Regions from separate parts of the Homo sapiens genome. Here region 2 is linked to region 1. The links are chromatin contacts, found by Hi-C in ENCODE. All regions are on one chromosome and are shown on one strand. Each heading gives the region's core, a stretch centred on a gene start or an enhancer-like site at or near the end of the contact. The rest is flanking DNA. Distances are from core to core; before and after follow the strand shown.

Evidence for each region. Hi-C counts contacts between places; a loop is a spot of excess contacts on that map. Pooled maps may share reads with other maps.
Region 2: a loop to region 1 is called in a pooled map, with 8 times the contacts of the local background. The contact joins the enhancer-like site here to the promoter of CIP2A in region 1. A Hi-C loop is called at or near these places in 7 of 50 pooled maps.

Annotation. Positions count from the first base shown.
Region 1 is chr3:108,588,101-108,594,357 of GRCh38, forward strand. CIP2A (cellular inhibitor of PP2A) reads right to left here and starts at 1,338. Exons shown (of 21, transcript NM_020890.3): 1 at 1,174-1,338. The coding sequence starts at 1,275. It overlaps DZIP3 (DAZ interacting zinc finger protein 3), which reads left to right and starts at 1,622. Exons shown (of 33, transcript NM_014648.4): 1 at 1,622-1,739. RefSeq lists an enhancer at 1,537-1,816.
Region 2 is chr3:111,608,439-111,614,773 of GRCh38, forward strand. The region is part of intron 8 of CD96 (CD96 molecule); the gene reads left to right. Among named protein-coding and RNA genes, the nearest start is that of ZBED2, 16 kb to the left of the region's middle. RefSeq lists an enhancer at 1,400-2,599 and a silencer at 1,992-2,041. Within about 2 kb of position 1,918, at least 5 of the 41 ENCODE cell types and tissues checked have a DNase peak (open chromatin) inside an H3K27ac peak, as active enhancers do.

The DNA of each region.
Region 1 (6,257 bases), core at 88-2,587:
TGTTTATTCAAAGAAAGGTAATGCTTCAGAATAGCATACAAAATGCTTAACTCCCGATTTTTAAATTAAACGGACTGCCCTGCTTATTCTGCGGCTTCTGGAGCCTATGCTAATTCAGAAGCAAAGCCTTAAGCATTTAACAGCTAACACCTTAATTATTAGGTTTGCAGGCACTTCTTAAAATAAAGAATGAAAAAGAGAAAACAAATGTACTTAGGAGATGGGCACTTGAAGTAGGGAAAAGAGGAGCACCAGTGAAGCTCAAGATAAGACAGACACATTTAATACAACAGCAGCTTCACTAACAGCTGCTGTTGCTCTACTACTGGAAATCATTTTTTTCCTGTAATATTTTACAAATTTTTGGCACATTAGTCTTTTATCATAGGGTTAATATAATACAATATATTTTAAAATTATGTTCAATTCTACCTTAACAGAGGAAAGCTGTGACACAGAGAGTTAAAATAAGCCTTAATTGAGCTTTAAAAAAATTAAACTGAGGTCAATGTTAGTTTGAATTCCGTAAATGCAAAACAAATGAAAGCAGAAGATTAAGATCCTAAAACAAACGGAATCGTCTGGACACATATCACTAGAATAGAAAAAAAGGCAATTCAGCATTCTAAGATTAAAAAACTGTAAGCAATGTATTTTGGTAAAGAAAAAGGATTACGCTTACTAGGAAGGGGAAGTGCTTCTTAATGTTGAAATAATGTTTTTCAAGTTTGAGTTCAACCCGAGTTCAAGTAAGAGCAGTAAGCAACAAATTCAATTATAGATTACCGAAGGGCAAAACCAAGTTTTAATCATGACTTTCCGTCACTGAGAATAGTTGTGTATTGAGGGCTTGGTTTCGTAGAAAAACCAAAACTAGAAGCAAAGGAAAAGATAAAGTTCCGAGCTTTTTCCGTTACCTACTCGAAACAACCTGAACTTCCCAACCTTTTGCCCCACTCCCGCTTTTCCTAGAGCCTTCAGTGAGCGCTCTTGCCTCTCGCTGCGGCCAGCGGAACCCCGACACTCACTAGCCTTTACCAGTACGAAAAGACAACAGAGGGATCGAAGGACTGTCCTTTCTTTCCCAGGCTGGGGCCGCCACTCCTCGGCCTCACTGTGAAATAAGAATTGCTAGGGGAAGCCCCATCTGTCCTCTACCCCAGAGCCTCTCACCTCCAAGTGCCGCAAAAGCTGAGTGGCGTTCGCCTCTGACTTCACGGCTTTGTACTGACTGACAGTCAGGAGCAAGGACTTCAAGCAGGCAGTGGAGTCCATTGCACCGGCCGCGGCCCGGCTTAGGGACCACCACCGCCCAGCGTGCGCCGGCCTTTAGCTTTCGCCGCGCTTTTTTTGATTTTCGGCCCCACCCCCTCGCTCTCAGAAGCTTCCGGATCCGGTCGGGCTCCGGAAGTCCCTAGGCACCCTAGGGGACCGTTCTCGGTGACGGCCGGGGTGGGCCAGGGGTCGAGGTGATTTGTGGGTCCAGGACGGGGGTTGGGAGCTGCCCCCGCTAACCCACCCTCGTCTGAGAGGCCGCGAGGTTTCGGCCTGAGATCCCGTGAAGGCGAGAAATCTCGCGATTTCTCGGGAGAGGAATCGGTTAGGAGAAGGGGGATTCCTCACTCAGCTGTGCGCTCTGATTTCGTGCGCTTCCTCGTCCTTCATGTTGGATGGCCAGTTTTTCGTTTGTGCGTCATCCTCTACCTGAGAAATGGTCGCTTGCCCCTAGTCTAGACACGGTGAGGAGCTCTGAGGAGAAGAATCTTGGGCCCTAGATTTTGAGGCGGCCTGGGAGGGGCCTCGTTTTTAAATCTCTCCTACACCCGCCCCTTCTGCCCGGGGATGGTAGTTTCTCAGAGTCAACCTATTGGCATTATGTGGCAAATTAGTCATGCCCTGACCAAAGTATTTGTCACATTTATTCGAGAAGACTACCTCCTGCTGACCCTGGGCCAGGTATTGCTCCGGAGGGTGTTACTCGTTAGCGTCAGTTTTTGTAAGTGAAGGTGTCTGTTTCTCTCTGGCATGATTGATTGTTTTATAATTCTCGATGTCTACGAAAATGGCACTATTATTTGCGTTTTTTAAATCGGAGATAGCTTAATATTATTGCATGTGTATGTAATGAAGCGAGTCAGTTACTGGTTTTGGAGCTTTTTGCTTAATATTTCCTAACGTCGAATAAAGCTTTAAAAACCAGGATGTAGAAATTGTAAGAATAGGGTACATTTCCATTTAATTAAATCGTTTATCAGAAATCATGTTTTTTCACTTCAAAAGAATTTTTTTGAATTACTAGATTTTTGAAGACAGGTTTGGTGTTTTGGTTTTGTTTTTTATAAAAGTTTAAATCTGAAAGATAAAAATGATTTAACCAGTTGGGACATTCATGTAAAAATCTTTGGGTAGCTTGTGTGTTCATTTATGCTTTCATTCATTCCGTAAACAATTATAGAGCGTGTAACATGGGTTAGAAACTGCCAGTCAGGGAACAGAGATGAAGTAGTATCCCCTGCTGCGAGGGAACTGTCTAGTAAGGGAAACATACAAAATAGTACTTTTGAAATTCACCACATAAATGAGAGGCACCATGCAGTAACATGCAGCAGTGGTAAAGAGTAGAGAGCCAGGTTGCTTACAGATTCTAGCTCCACCTTTGACGATGTGACTCTAGGCAAGTTCTCACTGCTGCAGAATCTTCATTAGGTAAAATCTGGCCAAGGGAGATACCTGGTTCATAGGACTGTTCATTCAATAAGTAGTTCATTGAGAATCTACAATGTGCTAAGCACTTTTCTAGACACAATAGACTCAGTGAAAAAAACAAAAATACTACTGGCATGCAACTTACATTTTGGTAGGGAACCAAATAATAAACACAATAAATAAGTAAGGAAAATGATATAAAGAGAAAAATAGACGTTATTACTCTAGAATAATGTTGGTAATTGATAAGGGAAATGGGAAGGTGACCTCATTAAGAAAGCAACATTTGGGGAAATGCTTCAAGGAGTTGAGAAAGGGAGCCATATTCTATGGGAAAAGGTTTTTAGATAGAGGAAATGGCAAAGAAAGACCCTAAAGTGGGATACTGTATGCCAGAAACAAGGATGCCATGTGGCTAGTGTAGAAAGAACGAGGAGGAGAGGAGTAGAGATGAGGTCCTATACGGTCTTGGAGATGGTTAAAAAATGAATTAATGTAAAGTGTCAGCTGTCATCTGGCATAATTAAGTTCTCAGTGTTACAGTCAGTGCCTCATTGGCAAATGAAGTGATCAGAGTTTGATAGTGTTGGACTTTTCATCTGTGATGATGTGTCAGCATCGTCCCCATTCAGAGGCCCAGGGTAATGCGCAAAGCTGCGTGCTATCAGTGCCATCTTTGTTGGATTTTGACTTAAGCAGTCATACAAATTTTGTATTCTCTTCTGTAATTAATATCAAATGTCTTTCTCAAAAAATCTTCACCAAAATTGATGTTGTAAGTTTAGTAAGAGGGATCGTTTCTAGCTGTGATAAGTCTTGACATTTTTAATCAGAGATACTTGCATATCCTAATTTGAGAAACACCAATCCATACTTTTAGGCCTCAAAAAGGGAAGAAAAGGAGCAGGAGGCCAGGAGCAGTGGCTCACGCTTTTAATTTCCAGTTTTTTGGGAGACTAAGGCAGGAGGACCTTGAACCCAGGAGTTGGAGCCAGCCTAGGCAACATAGTGAAACGCCATCTCTACAAAAAATGAAAAAATTAGCCGGGCATGGGTGTGCTCACTTGTAGTCCTAGCTACTCTGGAGGCTGAGTTGGGGGGATCACTTGAGGCTGCAGTGAGTGTGATTGTGCCACTGCACTGTAGCCTGGGTGGCAGAGTGAGACCCTGTCAAAAAAAAAAAAAAAAAAAGAGATGAGTCTGGGTCCCAATGACCAAAGGCCTTATTAGCCTTAAACTTGGACTCCATCTTGAAGTCCGTGGCAATCTCTGGTTTTAAACTGGCACCTGGTCTAGTCAGGTTTGTTTTTAGATTGATTACTCTGGTAGCTGAATGAACTATGATTTTGGGGAGGATAAGACTGGAAAGAGGGACACTAATTTTCTGGAACCTTCTAAAGGATAACCAGGATAATTGAGGTGGAGATACAAAATAGGTGACAAATTCGAGAAGTATATATGAAGTAAAATAGGTAGGATTTGGTGACTGATAGTGGATGTGAGGCATGAAGAGAGGGATGAGTCTAGCAGATACTAAGTTTTTAGGTTGGATGAATGAGAAGATACAGATACTGCTGAGTTAGTTAATAGAAAGTATTAAGGGTGTGCCAGGCGTAGTGGCTCATGCCTTTTATTCCAGCACTTTGGGAGGCTGAGGCAGGAGGATCTCTTGAACCCAGGAGTTCAAGACCAGCTTGGGCAATATGGTGAAACCCCACCTCTACTAAAAATACAGAAAATTAGATGGGTGTGGGTGGTGCATGCCTGTAGTCCCAGCTACTCAGGAGGCTGTCATGGGAGGAACACCTGAACCTGGGAAGTCAAGGCTGCAGTAAGCCATGTTTGCCCCACTGCACTCCAGCCTGGGCAATGTGGGCAACAGGAGGGAGACCCTGTCTCAAAAAAAAAAAAAAAAAAAAGTATTCAGGTTATATTTTATGTTCAGTGAGATTTTATATAGTTTGTCATACTGTCTTGTTCCATTCTTATTATGTTTATTTATCATTACGTTTATTCTAATAGAGATTGGTTTACTTAGACTTTCTGCCTATATATCATCTGCAAATAATTACCTCACCCCTTCCAGTATTTGTTGTCTTACATTATTGCATTAGTGTAAGCTCCAAAATATGGAAAATCATGTTAACTTTGAACAGCTTTTTTACATAATTTAATGAGAATGAACAGTGTTTTAACACAGTATAATTTGTGCTATTGGCTTTTGATATTCATCATGTTTAAGAGATTGGCTTTTATATCTGTTTCATTCTAAAAAATGTCTGCCAAAAATTATCCAGTTTTCACATTTATATATTTTATTTTTCACTTTAAAATTATAACACAGTGGATTATGTTGCCTTTTTGTTCTTGGGATAATAATAGTTTACACTTATTGAGCATTTGCCATGTGCCAAGCACTGTCCTAAGGACTTTCTACTTACCTATCTAATCTTTATAACAACCCCATGCTGTAGGAACTATTATGATTTCCATTCTAGAGATGAAAAAACTAAGATAGGAAGGGGAAGTAATTTGCCCAAGGTCACGTAGACAGTAGTAACAATCCTATGTTTTTCTTTGCTTCAGGTTTTGATTTGCTGGTATTTTATTCAGGATTTTATTATATACCTGTTCATAAGTGAGCATTTTCAGTAATATTTTTCTTTATTCTCACATCAAATTTGAATTATATGTTACCATTGAAAAAGAAATTGGAAGTGTTTCATCTTTTTTTATGCTATGGGATAATAAGAATCATAGAAATTATCTGATCCTTGTAGGCTGTACACAGCTGTCTTGTAAAATCATTAAGCTTGATAGCTTATTTAGTGGTAGATGGTAGAAATTTAGCAAATATTTGAATTTCTTTCTTTTTTTTTTTTTTTTTTTAATATGGTTTCACTCTGTTGCCCAGGCTGGAGTGCAGTGGCATGATCACGGCTCATTGCAGCCTTGACCTCCCCGGGCTTATCTTCCCACCTCATCCTCCCTGGGAACACAGGCATGCCCCGCTATGCCAGGATAATTTTTCTATTTTTTGTAGAGATGGGGTTTCACCATGTTGCGCACGCTGGTCTCGAACTCCTGGTCTCGAGTGATCCGCTCGCCTCAGCTTCCTAAAGTCCTGGGATTATAGGCATGAGCTAACATGCCTGAGCTTGAATTTCTAGTATAGTTACGGATCTGATCATTTATTCTGCCTTTCCTTAATTGTAGATATAGAGCTTTTTAGCATAATAATTGCTTCTCTATATTAAAAATTTACCGATAAAAAGTTGCATTCAGCATTCCAGTAATTCTCTTAATCTCTTAGTAGTTTTAAATTTCCATTTTCATTCTAATGTTATCTATATTTTTTTCTTAGTTGGGCTTTCCAAGGGTTTGTCCATTTTATTCAGCTTTTCAAGAACCAACTTTCATTTTATTAATTCTCATTTTTCTTTGATTTCAGAATCACCACTGTTGTCTTTATTAATTTCATCCGTATACATTCATCTTTTATTTACTTTGTTGTTTTTCTAGGTTTTTAAAAGTTGAAGTCTTAGTACACC
Region 2 (6,335 bases), core at 668-3,167, 3.0 Mb after region 1:
CACCATACCCTGTCATTTAGAAGTGTCTGTAAATAAAAGGCAATGTGGTTTGATCTTTATTATGAGTGGTAGACAGAGCAAGCATTATTGTTCCCACTTGCCAGATGGGGACTTTAAGACACTGAGAGCTTAAGTGATCACATACCTAGTAAGTGACAGTGTTTTGCATTCACACCACAGTGTTATGACCAAATTTAGTTCTCACCACATTAGACACCATTTTTTCTCCAGTTGGTCTAAACATATCGTGAGAACAGGAACCGTATTTGTTTTTCCTCCTAGCACAGAGTAGAGAGTCAAAAACTATTAGTTGAATAACTAACTGAATGAATGAAATAATTAATAAGAATAATGTTCCTTCACTATGTAGATGTTATTTAATAGATTATTTAATGCTAAAGAAAAAAGATAAAAATAGATTTCTGCCTTCAGAAAGGTTGCAGTCTACTTGGAAGAGAAGGTATACACACATAAAAATAATAATTCAAAATACTAAGATGAAAGGTGGTGTACCTTACAGAATTAAAATGCCCAGGGAGAGGTACAAACCAGTAAGTATTAGACTTTGAAAGTTCTTTGTGAGTTCATGGGCTCAGAAAATGTTACCCGGGAGAGATGAAATAACTTGACCTTTGAAGTATGTATTGTATATATTTGACTCAGTGGAGAGCTCGAAAGAACGTTCTAAACAGAGAAAACAAAGTGAGCATTTGTGCAGTGACAAAGATGTTTATGGGCATTTGAGAAAGCATCAGTAGATAAGTTTGGATCAAAGAGGTGGTATTGTGTACCAAAAAAACAGGGATGAAAATTGGAAAATGCAAAGTAAACAAAGCCTTGAGCCCCAGTTTAAGGACTCCAAATGCTATCCTTTATGAAATGGGGGAAGGACCTCATTCCACTTTATTTTAGAAAGAAAGTGGTATTATTTATTCATCAAATATTTATTGAGCACTTACTATATATCAGGTACCTTTGTAGGTGCTGTGAATACAGCAATGAACAAAACTGAAAAAAAAAATGTCCTCATGGCATTTATATTCTGCTAGTTAAAAGCAGACATGAATTTCTTCTAGTTGCATTTTTATGGGGTTAGTCTACATACACTAAGTGCTTATATCAGTGCTTACAAACACAATTCTTCTGTGACAAAATTCAAAGCAAAAGAAAGCAGTTGTTACACTTCAGAAGCCTACAATTTAATATAGTTTTAGTATTAATGAAGGAAAGAAAGCACAGTCAAGTACCATATTTGTTTAAAAAGCAGGGGGGAAAAATGCCACCTGATCTACTATCACACTAAGACGATGTAGTTGGGAAGTCTGTGCAGACTCAAAAGACCTCCGTAAAACAAGGTTCCACCACATTGGACCTGAGGATTGTGTTAGATAAGTGGTTGTCAACCAGGGTAATTTTGCCACTCCAGAGGACCTTTGGCAGTGCCTGGAGACATTTTGGGTTGTCACAATGAGGGTAGGAGGGTGCTACTGGCATCTAGTGTATAGAGGCCTGGGATGCTGCTAAACATTGTACAACACAGCCCAGAACAGCCCTCACAACAAAGAATTATTTGGTTCAAAATGTCAATAGTGCCAAGGCCAAGAAGACTTGTTTTAGATCAAGGCTTAGGTGTAATTACAGTAGGTATCTCTTACTTTACAAAATCAAATCTGGATTTCTGTCAAGATGGCAACAATAGTTTATGTTTGGAATAATTTTCTGTTTGATTTTGTATGTCAATAAAACTCATGTTAAACCAGTGGCAGATTATGTCTAAATAAACTTATCTTTTTGGAATAATCACTGAATTACTATTGAAAAATCCAAATTTTGCCTTGGCAAACTGGAGGGTAATTGTGAAATCACACGATGACTTCCTGCCTCAGAAGCTGGTAGGATTCACCTTTGCATGTTCTTTGAAGAAAGGAAGTGAGATGAAGTATGTCACGGAAACCAACTTCAAAGGCTGTGGTTTCATTCCGAATTCTAAGATGTAATGAGCTTTATAATCCAGTCATCATTACGAAGCTGCATGTCTGGCTGCAAGCATCCAATTCTTATTTTTTCCTCGATGAAAGGATATTTTTTAAACAAATGTTGAAGGTCATGAAAGCAATATTCTTTAATGAGGGGAGGAGAACTTAATAACTCATAACAAACTGTAAGAGTTATCCAGGGAAGCCCAGCTCAATTCAACCTGAACCAATTCGTGTTTGCTGAGTCCCAGCTGCATTCTCAGCGCAGTTCAAGGAAGACAGGCTGACAAGCTAAGTGGCAAGATGAGACAAGTCCATGTGGAACAATCAGAGACAACTGATGAATCCAGGGTGGGGCTGTACAGACACAATTCAGGAGTTTCCGTCGCCTTGAGGAGAGAGCCCTGTGCCTTTCAATTCACTGGCTATGATTTGGCTAAGAGTTACGTAGCCTAAGAGATGCCAACCCGGTGTGGCAATCATCCAAGACACTTATTCATGAAACTCATAAGTATGGAGCGCCTACAATGTGTCAGGGACTTTTGAGGTACAGGATACAGTGATGAACAAGACAGACAGGGCTCCTGTTGCTTACAGAGCTTACGATCCTGTGTGACCCACTTGCCTTGCCTCCTGTTTTACTGCCCATCAGTCCCTTTGGCTCTGCCTCCTATTGTTATGTCTGCACATGACCCTTAGACCTGATGATGTTGATTTTAATATTAAGCCCTTTCTAAGGACTTAGCTGGTCCTCACTATCTGGGTCTTTCTATTCCTGGATACTTAGAGTAAAACACTAGGTCCAGTCTGCCTCTAACCCTCAGCCAGCACCCCAGGTAGACATAACTGATCTTCGGCAAGTGGATGATCAGACATTGAGGGGCACAGGGTAAAGGAAGCAACTGACCAGGGGATGCAACAAAACTACTGATTTATGAGTAAGCATGTCAGAAATGGTGGGGGATCAACCCAGAAGACATGTCATTAGATGAGATTAGAAGAAAGTAAATCAGAAATTCGGCAGTTGATAGGGGCATTGGATTCTAGTGTTAACAGGGGAACGCCAGAGAGAGTCTGCAAGACAGTGAGAAGGCTCCAGTGATTTGTTTGTGATAGCAACTTCTGACCCCTTTGCTAGTCATGCCATGCCTGTATTCAGGTGCCTCAATTGCTGTCCAATAGTTTCTGCCTTTATCAACATGTATCTGCTGCTGAAAAGTAAGAAAAGTCAGTGAGTGCTGGGGGAAAGGAAGGGGGATCAGGGAAGTCTTCATGCAGGGTCTGGAAGAAAATACTGACTCAGGTGGAAGAAAGATGAGAAATGGATCTTCACATTCGCATCATAAGCAAAGGCGTAAAACAAAATGAGTGCAGGACATGAGAAGACAAGCAGGAGTTCTGACATTGCTTGTTGGGAGAGGGCTAAGGGTTGATTAGGTGGGGTGGAACAAGGTAAAGATGAGCTTCAACTCATTTAGCCCCAATTCATAGCCCACAGCCCAGCATGTCTCCTTTATGCTGGACTGAAGGTCAGTGCCCATGTTATCCTGACCACGCAGATTGATGAGGCCGATTCAAATGTGTTTAGATGTAGTTGAAGGCCTGTATTGTCCAGTTAATGTCACTACTGTGTTTAAACGTCAACTAATGGGCTATGAATCGGGGCTGTGATCTGAACAACAAATAGCCACTATGGCTTTTTTTGTATGTGGGAAAATGTCAGGAAAACAGCAGTTATGTATATGGTAGGTGATAGTTGCAAGAGCAGGGAGAAAAAAGACTAAATGATATAGATTTAAAGTGGTTTAAGTTTGTTTTCCATGATCACGAAGGTGGTTAAAAAAATGATATGATCTGAACTAGAATGGGCATTTGTAGAAATGGAGAGTGCTGCAACAGAGGCTCACCAGGATTGTCTGCCTAAATACAGGGACTAAAAAGGTTTTCAGAGAACAATCATACAAGGACCTTTCCATTTTTTCCCTAGCAATTACATAAAAATGTTTACCAACTGCCATGATTGTATAATAATACTAAGCAATAATATTAATATTTGTTGGTTGCCTCCAATGTGTATGGACTGTTCTAAACTAGTAAATGTATTTTCTCATTGAATCCTCCCAACAACACAATTACTTAGGTACTATTATTATCCCACTTTACAGATGAAGATACTGAGGCACAAAGAGGTTAAATAACTCACCCAAAGTCATGCAGAAAGTAGATGAGCCAGTATTGAGCCCAGACAGACTTCAGACCTTGAGTCCTGCTGCCTCAAAGAGTACATGGTTGGTGCTGAATAAATGTCTTTAGACACTGAATAAATCCCTTCTAGTGTGAAGCTGTTATAGGTCTTAGGAAAAGGTCAAACATGACACCTATGCTTATATTAATCTCTCCCTTTTTCAGACCAGTGTTTTCCTGAGACATGCAGCATCTGAGAGTGAAGATAACATTTCCTCAGTTGGAAATAAATTAGAGAAACCCCTCCTGCATCTGTAGCCCACCCCCGCCATCAACACTATTATCATATAATTCTCACTGTAGATATGAATCTACAGAATCCATACAAAACTCCAATGCTTTTCCTTGAATCCTGGGAAATTCTGTTTATTGTATCTTTTTCATCACCTTCCACCTGGGGCACACAACATTCTGCAGACTGTTAAAAGGATTTTTCTTTTTTCTACATCTGTCACCTGTAAGTCAAGGTTAGCCTTCTTGATGACTAGTTTACTTTGGGTATTCATCTATTCAGTTACTCCCCTTGGGGTGAGATTCCTCAGGGTAAAAGCTATCAGTTGACCTATTTTTCAGTTTATTTCATAATTATTGAGTATCTACAAGCTCACCACATGATGCGTGATGAGCTCTGTCCTGCTTACTGTCATCTTCCCCAAGGGAGTCCTGAAACCCTTTCTGGACCAGTAATCCAGCAATACACATTATTATTCCCCATTTAGTCAGCACATGCCCCAAACAATCTGCCTCCCACATGAGAAAAATTTTATGCAGGGTTTAGATTTAGGTTTAGGTTTCACACCTCATGTCTCCTTTATGCTGGGCTGAAGGTCAGTGCCCACGTTATCCTGACCACACAGATTGATGAAGCTGATTCAAATGATGAAGCTGATTCAAATGATGAAGCTGATTCAAATGTGTTTAGATGTAGTTGAAGGCCTATATTGTCCAGTTAATGTCACTACTGTGTTTAAAGGCTCTTTGTGCTGCAGGTGAATTGATGGAGAGCAATTACACATTTGTCCAGAAACTAGATGGCTAAGTCTAAGTCTGTGCTATGCCGATAGGTGCTATAGTGATAGAATGAAAGGCCCAATGGAAATATTTCTATTTGAGACAATAAGTTAAATTTTTAGGTTCAGTTTTACATTGGAATAAGGCAAAACCTTAGATAGCAGAGTCTGACTAACCAGATAAGTTAACCAGCAGCTTGAAACTTACAAATAACTTTTACCTTTGTACTTGGTTGATTAAATAAGCTAAACCGGTAGGTTAGCAAAGAATAATTTTTACTTTTTCCATTCTTCTCTGTTCAAATGAGATATATTGAATAATTTTTTCTTGGCCTCTAAAAGAAATTTCAGACAGATTATTTGGCTTTTTTGGTGATTTCCATATAATAAATGTCATCTGGTCCTTTTCAGCCACAAGAACAGACCTGTGTCAATAATTAAAAACTCTTGTCAAATGTAATGTCAAAACTCAAAAAAGTTAATTTAGTCCAGAACTTCTTTCCTCTTCCTTCCCCCAAGTGTGGCTCTAACTCAACTTGGAAACGCTGGGATATGTGAGGTGGGGGTAGGGAAGAGACAGGGAATGTCTCTGATTCCCTGACTTGGCTTCATCCTCTCCTCCGCTCCTAGCTGCTGGCTTGGGTCCCTCTTTATGGGGAATGGCGTAAGAAGAAGAGGGAGAGGTAGGTAAGGAAGGAACTTCCTTAATAGGCTGGATGTAATCTGACTTAGGTGTCCTCTGGATGAGGAGAATAAAAATTGCCATATTGACTTCATGGGGCACTCTGGCAGATTTTTCAGAAATCCCTGACTGTCCTATGGCTGCTGTCCCTTGGTGCAGGCCATGCCTCTCTTCTGGTCTTCTGCTTCCTTCTCTCTGCAGCCTCTAAACTTCTGAAGGTCAGCTCCTCTTGGGGGCTTCTTTGTTCCTCTAGGTGTTCTTCCTGAGTGAGATTCTTTTCATGGCACCCTATTATGTCTGGAAAAATGTGCACCTTTGCCTACTCTATGGGGGAAGTGCTCCTCTTCACCAGTGTGGCCCTGTCTCTCTTCTCCATGCCCATTCAGAGCCACTAACCAACCATGGACTCCTAATGCAGCCTCT